Regions from separate parts of the Mus musculus genome. Here region 1 is linked to region 2. Evidence: chromatin loops called from intact Hi-C (ENCODE). Cell type or tissue: left cerebral cortex. All regions are shown on one strand. Links, peaks and the distances in the headings refer to the core of each region. The heading gives the core; the rest is flanking DNA.

The links. Hi-C counts contacts between places; a loop is a spot of excess contacts. Peaks named below come from ENCODE experiments on the same cell type or tissue, not always from the same donor. Only the 100,000 strongest peaks of a DNase experiment are listed, where the experiment ranks them.
Region 1: a loop joins it to region 2, with 2.7 times the contacts of the local background. A loop is called at or near these places in 2 of 42 quality-filtered maps.

What each region holds. Positions count from the first base shown.
Region 1 is chr15:36,143,291-36,151,633 of GRCm38, reverse strand. It overlaps Fbxo43 (F-box protein 43), which reads left to right. Exons shown (of 5, transcript NM_001081253.2): 5 at 1-1,574. Among named protein-coding and RNA genes, the nearest start is that of Rgs22, 7.1 kb to the right of the region's middle. In left cerebral cortex, for the core only: a CTCF peak has its summit at 3,138 (motif pointing right); DNase peaks (open chromatin) are centred at 1,919 and 3,135.
Region 2 is chr15:35,149,643-35,157,985 of GRCm38, reverse strand. Stk3 (serine/threonine kinase 3) reads left to right here and starts at 2,180. Exons shown (of 11, transcript NM_019635.2): 1 at 2,180-2,459. The coding sequence starts at 2,434. In left cerebral cortex, for the core only: no CTCF peak of the experiment used is centred there; DNase peaks (open chromatin) are centred at 493, 2,162 and 3,510; H3K4me3 peaks cover 1,845 bases; H3K27ac peaks cover 509 bases.

The DNA.
Region 1 (8,343 bases), core at 1-8,000, 990 kb before region 2:
GAACCACTCGCGCTGGCCCATGTTCTGTCTGACTTAAAATTATGACTATTTTGAACACATGCAAATCTTCCCATTGATGACAGACGTTGATTTACTTCCCACTTTGTTTGTTATAATGCACACCATTGTATATTTTCTTTAAAGTGATGAATTTTGAAAGAATTTTATTTTACTATGTCATATCCCCATTTTAAATATTTTGATGTTTTAAATAAAGAATTTTCAGGGTTGTTATATATGTGTGTTTTATTGCTCCATGTAACCTTTTAAATTTGTGCATTTCATAACAATGTGTTGAAATGTTCTTCAATTATTTAAAAAATAATTTCCAAATAATTTGAATAATTTGAATTTGAGGTCAGTGAACTTTCAGGTTTAGAAAATGAGTTGATGGCTGAAATTAAATATAAATAAAATGTTTTTAAAAGTTCCATCAAATGTAATCTATAATTTCAACCTTCCTCTTACTTGATATTTTAGTAGACTTTTTGTTTAGTAAAATTTACATACTAATAAATGTCAGTTACGGTGACTGTGTAGTTACTTATAATGGGAATTTTATTTAATAAACTCCTATAAGTCACACATTTTTTTTTTTTTTTCGAGACAGGGTTTCTCTGTTTAGCTCTGGCTGTCCTGGAACTCACTTTGTAGACCAGGCTGGCCTCAAACTCAGAAATCCGCTTGCCTCTGCCTCCCAAGTGCTGGGATTAAAGGCGTGTGCCACCACGCCCGGCAAGTCACACATTTCTAATTAAGTACTTTAAAAATCTGGAATTATAGTAACAGATTCTGATATTTTAAAAGATTTGGGCTGGGCAGAAATGATGGGTTTTGAATGGGAAAAATATGAAGTTATTAATAATGGCCATTATAATTTGTATGTGTTTGTAATGTGCCTTTTTCCAAGAGGGATTTGGGAATGAGTGAGCTCTGTTATAGATCAGTGGCAAAAAGAGCTAAGTTTTTTTTATTGCTGAAAAAAGTGTAAGAGAGGACTCTTGTTTTGCTTTTGGGTTTTTTGTTTTGTTTTTGTCATCATTTCGTCATTGTTGTTACTGTTGTTTTGTTTTGAAGACAGGGTCTCACTATGTAGCTCTAGGTCTCCTGAAGTCACTATGTATACCAGGCTGGCCTTGAACACACAGAAGTCCACCTGCCTCCTGAGCTGGGGTCAGAGTCCTGCACCACTACATCAGGCCTCAAGAAGGAAACTTCTAAATGATGATTTATTTATTTTTATCTTATGCATATTGGTGTTTTGTCTGCATTTATGTGTGGGTATTAGATCCTTTGGAGCTGGAGTTAGAGACAGTTGTGAACTGTCATGTGGATGCTGGGAACTGAACCCGAGTTTTTCAGACCAACAGCCAGTGCTCTTAACCACTGAGCCATCTCTCCAGACCCATACGAGGGAAACTGACAACACACTTGTATTTTGTATATGTAGGTGATTGCTGTATATATGTGTTTTTATACTATACACACATATTTCAATGTAGCTCTGAACACATTATTTTAAGAAAGTGGTTAAAATTAAAACTAATAATTAAATTTAAAATTTACATATTTTCTAAATTGAGTGTTTCTCTTTTTTTCCTTTTCTTTCTTCTTTTTCTTTTGACAAACTCTTACTTTGACGTTCAGGCTGGCAAGGAAGTCACTACATAGCTAAACTGGCCTTGAATTTGAAGTAATCCTCCTGCCTCAGACTCCTGAGTGCTGGGATTATAGGCCACCACACCCATCTTGGTGTCTTTTTAATTTCCTGAGGCATCTTGTGCACCAGGACCAATTTTGTACGGTTTCCCTCCGTCTTTCCCTGCATCCGCCAGAGGCTCTCGGGTGCATTTTAGTGCATTGGCTTCGGTCCTGATGCTCATCCCGGACTCATTTCCTATCTGGAACTGCCCACTCCCTGTGGCCTTACGCGTGTCTGGGTATGGGTATGTACAGAAGTGTAGGTGCCAGAGGAAGGTATCAGATCTGGACCTAGAGTTACAGGTGTGGGTCGTCGGACCTGTGCAAAGCCTATGCAAGAGTTGTACTTGCTTTTAACCTCTGAGCCATCTTTCCCACCCCCAAAGCCAAGTTCCATTCCCTTGGCTTAACCATAGCATAAATCGCAGTTGTAAATTCGTGATACAAAGATTATACTGAGGACTTGGGCACTTACTAAATGGCATTCCTGTTTATGTCATTTCTTTAGGTTATTTCTGGCTAACAGCATTTTAAAAGATCAGATCAGGGATGGAGAGATGGTTCAGTAGTCAAAAAGCACTGGCTGCTCTTCCAAAGGACCCAGGTTCAAATCCCAGCACCCACAGCAGTTTACACCTGTCTGTAATTCCAGTTCCAGAAGATCTGACACGCTCACACAGACATACATGGAGGCAAAACACCAATGCAAATAATAATAATAACAACAACAACAATAATAATAATAATAATAATATCAGGTTATTGTGGAGGGGTGGCATAGACAAGGGAGAGATCTCCTCCCCCCCCCCCCCCCCCCCCCCCGCTTAAGCACATAGGAGAGTTGGCCCCCAAGGTCATAAGAGCAGGAGAGCTGGCCCTGCCCCTCACTGACTGCCCACTCAGGAGAGCAGGCCCCACACTTGGCCTGGACAGCACAGTAGAACTGCCCCAGGTGGTGGGAGAGCAGGGCCCCACCCCTGGGCAGCCCTAAGGGCATGAGCAAGAGAGAGCTGGCCTCACCCCTTGTCTGCCACGGAGGGGAAAGGTCAAGATTCTCCTAGTCACGTGTGGCAGGCAGGAGAGCTGATGGGCTGACCAACTCAGCTACAACCCAGGCACAGACCCAGGGCTCTGAGTTGGCCCACCCGACACCTACCCTGTTATGGTGTGCTGGGTGTGTGAAAACGCCTGCTGTGCGGACCTCCCGGATGCGGGACAGCAACAGGAGCCCCTGTGAAGATCCAGTATAGAGAGGGTAGCAGAAGCCAGAGGCCTCAAATGACTCAGTGCAATGAACACTCAAAACTGTGACACCCTACAGCTTCCCCAAGGGACAGAGAGATGAGTGGGTTGGGGTGCACGATGTAAAATTCACAAAGAATAAGATCAAATTACTCATTTTAAATAGTTAATTTTTAACCGAATACTAAGAAATTCCGCTAGGGGGCACCAAAGACTGATTTATGGTGTTAAAGGCCTTCTACAAGTAAATGTAGCTTTTATGAATTTGACATATACTATGACATTTTCAAATAGGGGAAGTGTTTCTCTACTTAATTTTTTTTTAAAAAGTATATGTAGAATAAATTTGGGGAAAAGTTATTACTTTGAGCTGGTAATTAAAATATTTGGTTGGCTTGCAAGTCTTTTGCAGAGCCCTTTGCTGGTGGACCCTAGTCTGTGCTCCCTATTAACTTTCCCACCAGCCCTGTGCTCCTGGCTTCCTCACCACAGACTGTGGAGACAGATAAGTGCGAGCAACTATAATAGTGTCATGCCAACAATGGTTTCCCTCAGGTAGTTCCTGTCTTGCCAGAAGCAGGGACAGGATTAGGCTCTCAGTCACATCCTGCAGGGACAGGGACAGGGTTAGGGTTTTAGTCACATCCTGCCTACATTACTGCGAATATTCCCAACAGGTCCACTCTAAACACCTAATTCCAGGCTGTCTGCTCTTCACTGTGTCTCCACACCACATTGTTTCCTCTTAAGGAGTAGACTTTAAACCGTCTCTCCAGTGATCATTCTGCACACTTTATTCCAGACACGATGACATCTCGTTCTTCCAACCTCGGTGTGTTCTCTCCCACTCCCTCCCTCTCTTGCTGTACAGACTGTTAACCCTGGCGTTCATCTTCTCTTTTCATGTGTCAATTTCTGGTATGTCTGACAAGATGAAAATTCTACCTCCCTGGAGTTGTGTATTTATCCTTTTTTGTGGTCTTTCGACCATGTTTACTGCCATCTTTAACCTTTGAAACTGTCAGTAAAATGCTTCCTGCATAATAGGCTGTGCACAGAGGCTTAGTTGAATGGCTACAGGGGTTGTCAGTGGACATGAGGACTTTCTCCAAATCTCCTTTTCCTTTGAGGTTGCACAGGAGACTTTGACTGCGGTTATTTTTTAGTTACTTGCATTTATTTTCAAGTGAGAACGGAACCAGCACATCTTTCCTTCACCTTGTTCGCTTTTCCAATCCTTTTTTGCCTCTGCCTGGGACGCTCTCTGACTTCCATCACCTGCTCCCTTCTTGCTTTACCTAAGCAGCTTTGACTTCTCCAAGGGGTCCTGCTGATTAGCCACCTCCTGCCCGAGGCTGGCTGTCTCCGTGGGGCAGCTGGAGCTCTTTTGTGCTGTGCTCCCTGGATGTATCCGAGCTTTTCTGTTCTCTTCCCAACACATCGAATCCCTCCACCCCACGGTGCTCCCAATCCTTAGTCTGAAGGGAAGTCCCGTGTTTAGCAGACCCTTTCTTTCCAAGATAACTCCTCTTTGGTGAGGTTAGGGAGAAGGGGTCACCCTGTCAAAGGACTCTAACATGGCTCCCTTGGTCTTCCCCCTGACTGTCAGGGAAGTGTAAGGTGCTGTCTCCTTTCTGAGATTCTCACTGTGATCAAGGATAAGTACTCTTTAATTATTTCCTGAGAAGATAAATATTCTGGGGTAGGGCTGTGTCTCTCCCCGCTCCCCTCCTCCCCACTTCGCCAGGTATGTTCCTTTAATCTTACAGAGACAGGCAAAGGATGACTGAGGGATTGTGGGAGCCAGAGACAGGGACACCAATGTAAACAATGAAACTTGTTACATATTTTTTAAAATTTATTTTTGATTAGATATTTTATTTACATTTCAAATGTTATCCCCTTTCCTGATTTCCCCTCCGAAAACCCCTTATCCCATTCCCCATCCCCACATATTGTTGGGTTTTTGTTTTGTTTTCTGTTTTGTTTTTGACAGGGTCTTACCACACAGCTCTTGCTGGCCATGTACACCAGACTGGCCTGAAATTCACAGAGGTCCAATTGCCTCTCGCCTCTCAGTTGCTGGGGTTAAAAGCATGTGCCAACATGCTCTGTTGGTAGCTCGTTTTAATTTGGTTAGGCAGTGAACTAAACGTCTGTACACATGTGTGTTAGGAACAATCAACTATATGAGAGAGGTGCTATTAGCAGTATTTTTTTTTCCAGAAAAGAAATGTCTAAATGAGCCGAGAGGTAGACTCTGTCTTCACTGGTAGGTCTAGAGCTGGAGTTAAATGCTGGCTGTTTGCTGTTAGACACTGGTCTTACTTAGCTCAGTGCCTGCTGCATGTGTGTCTGAGCGTCACATGTTTGCAGTGCCCACAGAAGCCAAAAGTGGGCATCAGATCATCTGGAACTGGAGTGATAGACCCATCCCGCATCAGGGACCTCTGTGTGTGTTGCTCTCTGCCTTAGTAGAAAGCCATTTTCTGTTGGTTTTGCATCTAGTAAATAAGAAATTCAAGCTATTGGGCTTCCTTCCTGCCCTCAACTACTGACATGTACTTAGGGCATTAAATTTTGAGATTTTTTGACAAACAATGTTCTTTCATGACTTCAAATAATATAACATCTGTTTCTTCATTAAGTAGGGTTGTTTGAGGAGCTGAAGCAGTGGCTCAGCAGTTAAAAGCACTTGCTTTCCTTGAGTGGGATCCAGGCTTGCTTCCTAGCACCCACGTGGTGGCTGGAACTCTAGTTCAGGGAATCTCATGCCCGCTCTTGCCTCTGTGGGTATCCGACATGCATATGGTGCACAGACATACATACACGTATGCAAATATTTATAATCTTAAAATGGGTTGTTTAGTACATATTTAATGAGCATTTACTACATCATAGTTTATCTGTTAGAGGTAGCAGAGTTGCCAACTTAGTTCAAAATAATCTCTTAAAAGAACCAGAGAGATGGTTCAGGGGTTAAGAGCACTGGCTGCTCTCTCAGAGGACAGTGGTTCAATTCCCAGCATCTATGTGGTGGCTCGCAACAGTCTGTTACTCCAGTTCCAGGGGTTCTGATGCCCTCTCTGACTTCTGTGGGTACCAAGATACACATGTGGTGCTCAGACACATACACAGGCAAAACATGCTACATATAACGTTATCATTAAGAGCTTAAATTCATTTTCAAAAAGGAAAATGAGTTTGGGAAGAAGAAACACAGGAGGGGCAGGGAGAAGAGAGAAAAACAAGGGAGTGTTTTCCTTTCAAAATATTCATGTGTGTGTTTGCCTATATGTGTGTCTGTGTACCATGTGAGTGCCTGTGCCCACAGAAGCCAGAAGAGTTCACTGGATCCCCTAGGACTAGAGTAACAATGATTGTGAGCTGCCACGTGTGCGCTGGGAATCGAACCCAGGTCACCTGAAAGAGCTGCAAGTCCTGTTAACTGCTGAGCCATCTCTGTAGCCCCAGAAGAAGGTATTCTTTACCTGTAAAAATCACAACATCCATAAATTAACATTTTCAAACTTTGACTAGGAAAGGGTTAAAAACGAAATGGAATTATCTCACAAGTGCACACCAGAAACAAAGCAATGGCATGGAATCTATGAACAATTAGAGCAAATCTAAACCAGCAGGCCCAGATGGTAATTAACTCGGATAAGCTAAGAAATTACCTAATGAATATATTAAACTAATTATGTTCTTCCAAAAATTATGAACTGTTAATTTAGGAAGTATGAAAAAACAAAAACAAAAACATTGTTTTTCTACTAAATGTCATACAGGTGTGGGTAATTGTTTTCCAATGTAGATAAGGTATATATTTAATGACAGAAAAAAAAAAGATAGTGTTTGTCCAGAGGAGCATGGAAATCCTCAGCAGGGGTGGCGATGGCACCATCCGTTGGCACCATGCGGCGTTAGCCCCCTCAGAGGGGCTGCATGGTATCTCAGAAAACACCCCAGTGGATTAGCTGCTTATTCTAATTCACGAGTGTAGTTTCCTGATGTGGCAATAAGACAATCAAAACCAGAACAGAGCATGCTCAGAGCTTTGGTCTGTACCCTCCCTGCCTGTGGGTTTCAGGAACTTCAAGGCAGGTAAGAGAGAGGAACACTATAGGAATAAGCAGAGAGAAGACTCCATCTTGGTCTCTGCAGAGGCTGTTGCTCAGGAACATGGGCGTGGGTTGACTAGCCTGCAGTGTGCACCCTTGGGGTTGGTTTAGGGAGCACATTTGTCTGTGAATAGCTCTGAGTTAGAATTGGGGCATCAGGGGAGGTAGGCTCTCTCTAAAAGTCAAGAGAGCCTAGTCACCGAGGAGATGAACCTAAGACCACACACGGAGAGGTAGCTCTTTACACCCAAGAGGACCACTATCATAAAAATGTCAGATGCTACCTCTAAAATAGTCAAGTGAGAACTGTTGTCCTAGTAACAAAGTAGTATGGACAATTTGGGAGACGATCCGTTATTCCTTGGAACATTCCAGTGTAGAGTGGCCTGTGGAGCCGCCAGTTCTGTTAGGTCCTCAGGAGAAACAGAAACATCTGGACATAGCAACCTGTACACGGACATTCACGGCATGGTCCTCCCTTAGTGGTCACACCTGGAGCCCCAATGTCCAGTTATTAGTGAATAGATGGAAAATCTGTAACCATTTAACAGAATACTACTTACTAATAAAAAGTACAATGTACCTGAGACTCGAAAACATTAACCGAAGGAAGCCAGACACAAAAGTGCAAAGCGATGTGATCCTATCTATATGACATGTCTAAACAGGAGAAGCAGAGAGAAGGTAGGCGAGGGAGTTACAGAGATGGAGACATACTTGAAACATTGTGCCGTTTCTTGGAGATATTGGGAATATCCAACTTTGTGTTGGTTGTGCATTCTACACTTGAAATGAGGGGAACGGATGGATGACATATGACTTGTATATCGTTAAGGTTACAAAAAAATCTCCAAAATTTTTGAAGTTTATCGCCTAGGCCTTTGGGTTCAAGTTACTGTGTTTGTGATCCCAGTGTTGTTTTTACTTTGGGAGATTGTTTTGGGAAAGAGCCATACAATAGAGCCATCTGTCCTAGTTGGAGTCACTATTGCTCCAAATGAAATACCATGGCCAAAAGCAAGTTGGGGAGGGAAGGGTTTATTTGGCTTACACTTCAACATCACTGTTTATCATCGAAGGAAGTCAGGTCAGGACCTCAAACAGGGCAGGGACCTGGAGGCAGGAGCTGATGCAGAGGCCTTGGAGCTTGCTGCTTACTGGCTTGCTCAGCCTGTTTTCTTATAAAACCCAGGACCACCAAACAGCCCAGGGGTGGCCCTACTCACAAAGGACTAGGCCCTTTCACATCAATCAGTAATTAAGAAAATACCCTGCA
Region 2 (8,343 bases), core at 176-8,175:
GCTCTCAAGAGTTGCTAAGAAACCCCTTCTCCATTGCTTTTTTCTGATGGGTGAAATTATAGGGTGTCTTCAGAGGTATCTTGGATGAGTTTACAATCTGATAAAACCAGGAGCTATTAGAATCTATGTGAGCCATTCTCATTCAAAGCACCACAAACCCCTAGTCCCAGAGGGACAAGGGCAAGGGAGGCAAGTTGTTAGCTTGTCTTGAAAGGAACACTTTAGGTGACCTCAGTAGATGATCATCAGAAGAATAAACAAATATTCGAGTTCCTTTCTTCCTGACTTTCTCCTGCATTTATCCCCAAAGCACAAGTGGCCTGGGAAGCGCGGTACTCGTTGGCATTCACTACAGGAAGCTGGTACAGTAGGATAGGATTGCAAACCTGGATAGCAAAACCCCAGCCCAGAGCTGGATGTGTCAGGCTGTTGCTTAGGTGACAAGCAGAGAGAGAGGATGCTATGGGTTGGCTCTCAGATGACTCACATTTAGGTTGGATGACTGCCTGAGAAGAAAATGTTCAGCACAGAGCACCAATCATAAGCATATGCCGCCAACACCACTGACTGCTGTGCTTGGCTGGACTGGGATGACTTCCTGGAGGATAAAGTTGCTAAGACAAGGAACCCATTGTAAAGGATGATAAACTGAGCCCATCTTAATGTTTGATAAATTGAAAAAAAATCATGAGATGAACTTCTCAAGATGCTTTCTGCTGAAACAGGAAAAAAATGAGGTTGATGTGGAAGTTAGGAGAATGCGAGGTGGGCAGGAGAGTTTCAGTGGTGATTCCCAGTACTGACATTTTAAAAGCTGGTACTGGGGTTCAATGGTTAAGAGCACTGACTTCTGTTCCAGAGGATGTGAGTTCAATTCCCAGCAACCACATGCGGCTCACAACCATTTGTAGTGGGATCTGATGCCGTCTTCTGGTATGTCTGAGGAAAATTACAGCATACTCATATATATAAAGGCTGGCATTACTGTGTGTGTGCATGATGAGGGTGTGGAAGTGTGTGCATGTGTGAGAGAGATGTGGCAAGGGTGTGTGTGTGTGTAAGCCAAGGACAACTTTGTAAAGTCTGTTCTCTCTTTACACTTGTAGACTCATCAGGATTGTGTGGCAAGTGCCTTTGCTTACAGAACCCCCTCATGGCCCAGTATTGACATTTTAATCACTTAGTTTTTGTTATTGTTCCTATTGTCCTGAGTAGATGAAATAGATATCAAGGTGTGTGTCTTATTTAGTTTCAGTTGATACTCATTTTGACTAATATTGACTTCATACACATGGCTCCAACCTCTAAGAAAACTTTGCCCAATTCGTTTTAAAGAATATTCTAGAAAAAAAAATAAGCAAACTCATTTGTATAGTTGTGAGAAGATGTGTGTGTGTATTTTATGGTTAAATAGTAGACAAATGAATGTGTAAGGGGTCAAGTTCAATGGGGGTTAGGGCTGTCGGGGTCGGGGACCCAAGAAAAAAAGAAAGATATTCCTTTAGTATCTTTTTCCAAGCACTATAACTAGTCATGGGCTTTCCATGTTACCCAACAGGGCATCCAGCAAGACTCTGGTGTTCTAAATTTGTGCACCAAGAGATCACTGCAGTAAATATTTTCTGTCATTGGACTGTAATTATTATGCTTGTATACAATCAAAATCAACCAGAATTTCCAGAAGTATCCCAACTACTATAGTTACAAATGCCAATTGGCTTGGGGGGCAGGGGAACGTAGCTAATAATAACTAATAATTATAAACAGGACAAGAGAGGGAAGTGAGGGCAGTTTTACTTCAAACAGATTTACAAGATGATTGGCATGTATTCTTGGGGAATCCTGAGAAATGAGTCAAATCTCTAGTGGACTAGCACCCCTCCACCAGCACAGTAGCTTTTGGGTTGCCAAAGTCTCACTCTGGTAGCAAGACATCTTCTTTCTGAGCTGGGCACTCCTTTTGGTGGCCTTTCTCCACTACTCTCACCAGCGCTTGGACCCGCCCACCCTTCCCGGGCTGCGCTCCGCCCACCCTCCCTAGCCCTGCTAAGGCCCGCCCGCCTTCCAGGGCGCATCCTGTTCACTATCCCTGGCTGAGCTAGGGCCCGCCCACTCTTCTGGACCGCGCTAGGTTCCGCCCACTTTCCCGGGACACGCTCCGCCCACCCTCCCTGTCCGCGCTCCGTCCCGCCCACCCTCGCTGCGCCGGCCTCTTCCCACCAGCTCGGAGCTGCAGGCCACGGCCGAGGGGCGGGGCGGGGCGGCCGGGAGGAACCGCGTTGAGGAGCGGGAGGGAGATCCGCCGCGGAGTTACGTGAAAGTTGGTTCGAGTTTCCCGGTGTGATCCCTTGCGTTCGGCCGGCTGCTCCCGGGCTCCTTTCCTCCCTACGGCCTTCACGGTCCATTCGGCCCTTCTTTCTGCCACCGGCCGCCATGGAGCAGCCGCCGGCGTCCAAGAGGTAACGACGGCGGGAGCGGGATGAGGACGGAAGCAGCGGCGCGGGGCGGGGGCTACTAGGCCCGGCCTGCCGCCGCGACCCTGTCCCCGCCTGCTCGGCGCTGAGCGCAGCCTGGTCCAGGCGCCCACCGTTCGGCTCCGTCCCTCTGCGAGGCCAGGGACCCAGAGGGGACGCCGAGTCTCCGTGCCGACGTCTTGAGGGCCTGGTGCGCCGCAAATTGAGTGGCCCTCGCTGGGTTCCCGGCCCTTCTGGTGGCTAGGAGGGTTTGAGTAGTAAATTCCAGAAACCTGGAGATAAGGACATCAATGCACGCTTCTCTTATTCTCTCTCTCTCTCTCTCTCTCTCTCTCTCTCACACTCTCTCTCTCTCTCTCTCTCTCTCTCTCTCTCTCGATCAAGTCTTCTTAATAATATAACCATTCACTTTGTGAAGACAGATCGCTTATTTACAGTTTAAGGAATTAAGTATATTAATAGCCACGCAGAATGTAAAACATTATGGATGTGCAGCAATGACAGGTGTTTCCCCCCTCCCCCCAAAGTTCTAAAGAATTTATGGATCCAAGATAGATGGAATGTTAACTTAGAACCTCTCCCCCATATAGTTTTGCACATAAAAACAGTGATACTTTGGTATGCTATATATTGTTTATGTTTAATCATGGACATATTGGATGCATCTGTGTACAATATGTTTGAACTAATCATTTCAATCATCTTAGGAAACTAAATGTCCATTGATAAACGTTCATAATGTCTTCTCCCTGTTCTCCATGAATGAATAAAATAATTGTTTGACGCTGGGTAAAACATTTAACCTCACTTTCATTTATAATTTACAAAACTGTCTAAGAGAGTGCTATAGTGAAGATTAAAGTCTTCATGTGCTCTAATATCTAGAGATATTTAGATGTAAGGTGTTAGACTCATGAGGTGGAATCGTTAAAAAGGTAGGCACTTTGAGAACCGTTGTGAATTGTGTGATTAGACATGTGAGCCTTGGTTTCTGGAAACCATCTGTTCAGATGCAAAAAAGGGGAGGATGTGGACAGTTTCCCAGAAGGGACAGGCTATCCTTCTGGGCCCTGGAAGCAAGTCAGTTGTTAGATTCTAGCATGTTATTGGTGTCTTTCCTCTGGTAGTCCCTGGATACTCGCCTTCCCCACAATAACAGAAGAAAACCTGAAACTTTTTTTTCTTTCTGTTTTGGAAGGGCAGTAAAGGGGAGATCTTTGAGACTATGGCATAGGCCAGCTGGAATGACTGAATTGAAATAAAAGATCTGTGCTGGTTGGCTGTACTGTAAATTATCAGTTTCATTATAGCTGTAAGAAAATGCCTGCACTTGACATTAGTGAACCTGGACAATCAGAAGTTGTGGGTGACAATTCCATCGTGACTTATACTTTACAAAGCCATGCTTGCACATAAAACTTTACATTTTAAATTTCCATTTCTTCAAAGACTCATTTTAATCTAGAAATGCAATTCTTTTAGTTCTTTTGTTTTTCCCCTCATATGTTGTGCAGTGTGGCTTGAGTGCCTGGGTTTAAGAGCTCCTTCTGCCTTTGACTCAGGAATAGTTGGGACTAGGATATAGTTCCTGTGCAGGAAGGGATTGTTTTTAAAATTCCATTTTGTTGATTTGGTATCCCTGCCCTCCACCTCATGTGTGTGTGTTTCTGTAAACCCAGGCCATGACGTGTGTGTAAGTCAGCACAGCTTACAGGAGTTGTTTCTCTCCTTTCACTGAGTTCTGGGGCTTAAACTCAGGTGATCTGGCTTGGTGGCCGGTGTCTTTATCTAGTGCGTTATCTTGGTGTCCCAACAAGAAGACATTTGCAATAAGCAAAAGATACAGACTGCTAATCTTTTATATCTTAGTATCTCAGTGTTTTATTTTATAGCATTTCCAAATTAATAGTGTTTATCCTCACAACAACTCTATGCAGTAGGTTGCATTAGAAAAAGATTATAAAATCTCATTTTATAGATGAAGAGACTAGGAATTCACCAAATTGAAGCTTGTGTGTTACTGACAGTGAGTTTCTGTGTAGCCTCTTTGACCTTTGTTGTCTATCATGAAGCATAACTACCATTTTTGAAATCTTATTGTTTGCTAGGAAGTTTACTCATTGTGACTTAATGTTGGGCTTTTGTTCTCAGAGCCTCATTAGGTATTTTGTTCTGCTGTTTAGAAGGCTCATGAACCCTCATCTGCATGGTCTATCTGAAACATTTTTATGTGATAAGATTGCTACATACCCTGCTTTGGGTATTCACTTTTGGAAATAATAATCCTGGCCCTACCACTTCCTATGCTAGTTCTAAATGTAAATGTCTTCACCTGTAAACTGTATCATGGGAATGAAATGGGCTCATGTGAAGTGCTTCACAGCATGTTCAGTTCAGCGTGGTAGCTTGTATTTTATTTATAAGTGAACTCAGAGCACCAGATGTGATGGGCTGCAAAAGTGGTATATTCCTTTATTATGTAGAGTGGTGCCGTTTATAATTCTATCACATAGTGGTCATTGTTTCTACACCTTCTGGATCCCTCTGCTCACCATTTCTAATCTCAGTAGGAATGCCGGGAGTATCACTGTCTTAGTATTTCAGAAGCATTTCCATGGCAGAGCTGGGCTGTTCTCGTCTGAGCCAGTATGATTAGTTGCTGCTCTTAGTTGACGGTTTGATTTTTTTTTTTTTTTTCATGTGGGGCTAGTCCTTCCTCCTTTTATTTAGTTTCCCATTAGGTCCCAGAAAATTTTCTATTAACAAGTTTGTGGGTTCACTTTTTGTTTCCCCTTCTCATTTTTAAGATGACTACTATATTTCAGAGGGACTAACACACTTGAGTTGCAGCAGTGCCTCCCAGCTGGGCACTTCCGTGTTGCACTTTTCAAAAACTGTTTGACAGTGGAAGGGCTGTGCTTTGAAGTAGTGGCAGGGTATGGGGCCTGGCTTCTAGACGCTTGTCCCTTTGCTGTCTTGCAGAACCAGGACTCCATAGAACACAGTTGGCTTTACTTTTCCTGCATGTAGTTTCCAGTTTATTTTGCTAAAATATCATTCCAGGTTTGGCTTTTCCCCTCTGTTAGATATCCAGTCTGTGGTCTCCTCCCAGCTCATTCTGTTACTATCTGACAAGATGAAGCCTTTATTTGGGCTGTAGGGCAGGGGCTTGCCTAGTTTTGCTTTGATCTGTGCCGTTCCTTTAAAAAAGTTTGTGTCAGCTTACTATGCTGGTGCATGCCTGTAATCCTAGTCCATAGGCTGAGAAGGGAAGATCACTATAGATTTGAGGGCAGCCTTGGCTACATGCAGTATAGTCCAGGCTAGCTTGGATTATAGAGAAAGATACTGTCTCAAAGGGGAGGGAGGTTGGGGGGGGGCAGGAGGGAAGAAAAAAAGAAAAGAAAAGAAAGAAAGAAAGAAAGGTTTGTTATTGCTATCAGCATTATCATTTTTTCCTGTAGTCTGTTTTATTCTTCCTTTAAAGCCTGCTTCAAAAGTTTCTTCTCTGAATACTTCTGTCCAACCTGAGATACTCCTCAGGACTCCTAATATGATATTCATTTGATTGTGTGCTATATTCTTTTTGCATTACAAAATTTTAGGGATCTAAAACATAATGAGAACTAATTTAATAAGTACTTATGTATCAGCATTCAGCTTAAGAAATGCAATATTCTAAATACATATGAAACCCTCGGTATGCATCTCTTCTCAATTGCATCCCTTCCCACCCCCAAGATGGCCCAGCATTCTGCAGCATTTTGTATAATTTTTGCTGAAGCAAGGATGGTTATCATTGTCAGAGAGACATGATTTACCAAATGGGTCTTGCTTTCAACTATATTTAAAATTGGCAAATTTTAAATAAAAATTATGTAAAATTTGAAATTAATTAATTAGCGTGTAGTAGAAAAAGTTGATGTGGAACAGTGAAGACAGTGGAAAGGCGTGTGAGTAAGCTGTTGACACATCCTTTCACGATAGGCAACTTCAAGCTGTAAACTGAAGAAATGCTATGAGTGGATGATGGGAAGGAAGGAAAGTGAAGATGGAAGTAAAAGAATTAGCGGTTCAGAGAATATTTGCATAATTGAAAATGAAAATAATCATAAGTCAGATATTTCTATTCATGGCTGAAGATGGAGTTGTCTTTGGTGAACTTTCAGACTCATAAACAGCTTAGCAGAGCTAACTTAGGGGGAAGACTTAGGGCAGGTTCCAGTTTAATCCTATTTTAGTTTATTTAGCTCAATTTTTGTGGCTCTGGGGAGTTGAGCCCACACTTCTGTTGATCTGTGTTAGACCAGTGAATAAAATCACCTTTTCCTTATGGAGAGGATTGTGACAGTGGCCTATGGAACACTTCCAGGTGAGTAGACTTCAGCAGCACATTGAGACTGTAGGCAAACTGAGTCTCTAGTGACTTTGGGCAATGATTAATTTATTCTTTGTTCTTTAGAAATGAGGCATAGGATTTACAAGTACTGAAGTAAAAGAAAAAATATGACTATGAACCAGATTATGCTGCAATTAGCTTTATTGAAGTAAAGTGTATGTTTGTATTTGTGTGATATATATTTATGTATATGCATATGTGTATGTATATGTATATATATATACACACACACATACATACACATACACATGCACATGTGGGAGCCAGTTATTTCCTCCTACCATGTTGGTCTTGGGAATTGAACTCATGTTGTCAGGCTTTGTGGCAAGTGCCTTTAACTGCTGAGCCATCTTTCTGGCTTTTTTTTTTTTCTTTTTTGAAGTAATCAATGCTCATTCAAGAAGGCTTTAATAAATTACATATGTATTTTAAAGTAAGCTTACCTAATAATAGGTTTTCCTAAGGCCTCTTGACTAATCCTTGGTATTATCAATCCCTTTTCTGTCCCTTCCTTCTTCCTCTCCTCCTAAGTTCCTCATCCTGTTTCCCTCTTCCCCTTACAAAGCCTCTGTGTCCCGCTCTTCCCTCTGTACAGCTCCTTCCCCTTGTCCCATGTCTACTGCGCTGGTTTCTATGGTTACTCCAATGGGTTATACCCAAACCTAAATATTTGGAACTAAGATCCAGAGCATATATGCTGCTTATCTTTTTGACTCTGGGCTACTTCACTCAGTATAATATTGTTAGTTCTACCCATTTGCCTGAAGATATTGTTATTGCATTTTTCTTTACAGCTGAATAGAATTTCATTGTGTAAATGTACTACATTTTCACTATTTGTCAGTTGATGGACATCAGCATGTAACATGCACACACTTTCTGTTTCTGTCTGTCTGTCTGTCTCCCTCTCTCTTTCTCTCTCTCTCACACACACACATTTAAATGGAGTCACCCCACATGGATGATAGTGTATACCCAGGAGCTATAGACTTATCTAACAAAGTCTCCAGTGCCAGGCAAGAGATAACTCCTTTTGAGTTGTTGGTTAGGGAGCTCCAAGAGCTCCCCAGACAATATAGGTATTGCCATTGCTCATGATTCCTTGTCAGATCTTGAAGGGTAAGACTCTATTGCTGAAGATACCACATGCCTTGGTCACAGGGCTTGGAGAAATAAAGCTGGTATTGACCTAGAAGCCTCCTCCCTGAGGGCTTGTCTTCATAATGCTAGAAGGTGCTATGCAAGTTGTCATGGAAGAAGGATTATCAGCAGTCTTACATAACTATAAAGCCTGAGAACCATAACAAGATCTTCCTAACAATGCAGTAGTGGATCTTACATCTTGGGGTTGCCACCCACTGTGTAATTGGAAAGTCATGCCTGGTACTGGAAACCTAGCTAAGAACCCACAGCTGGACAGGCCATAGACCAGAGGAGAGCCTGTTTCTTCTGTTTCTCTAAGGTAATATA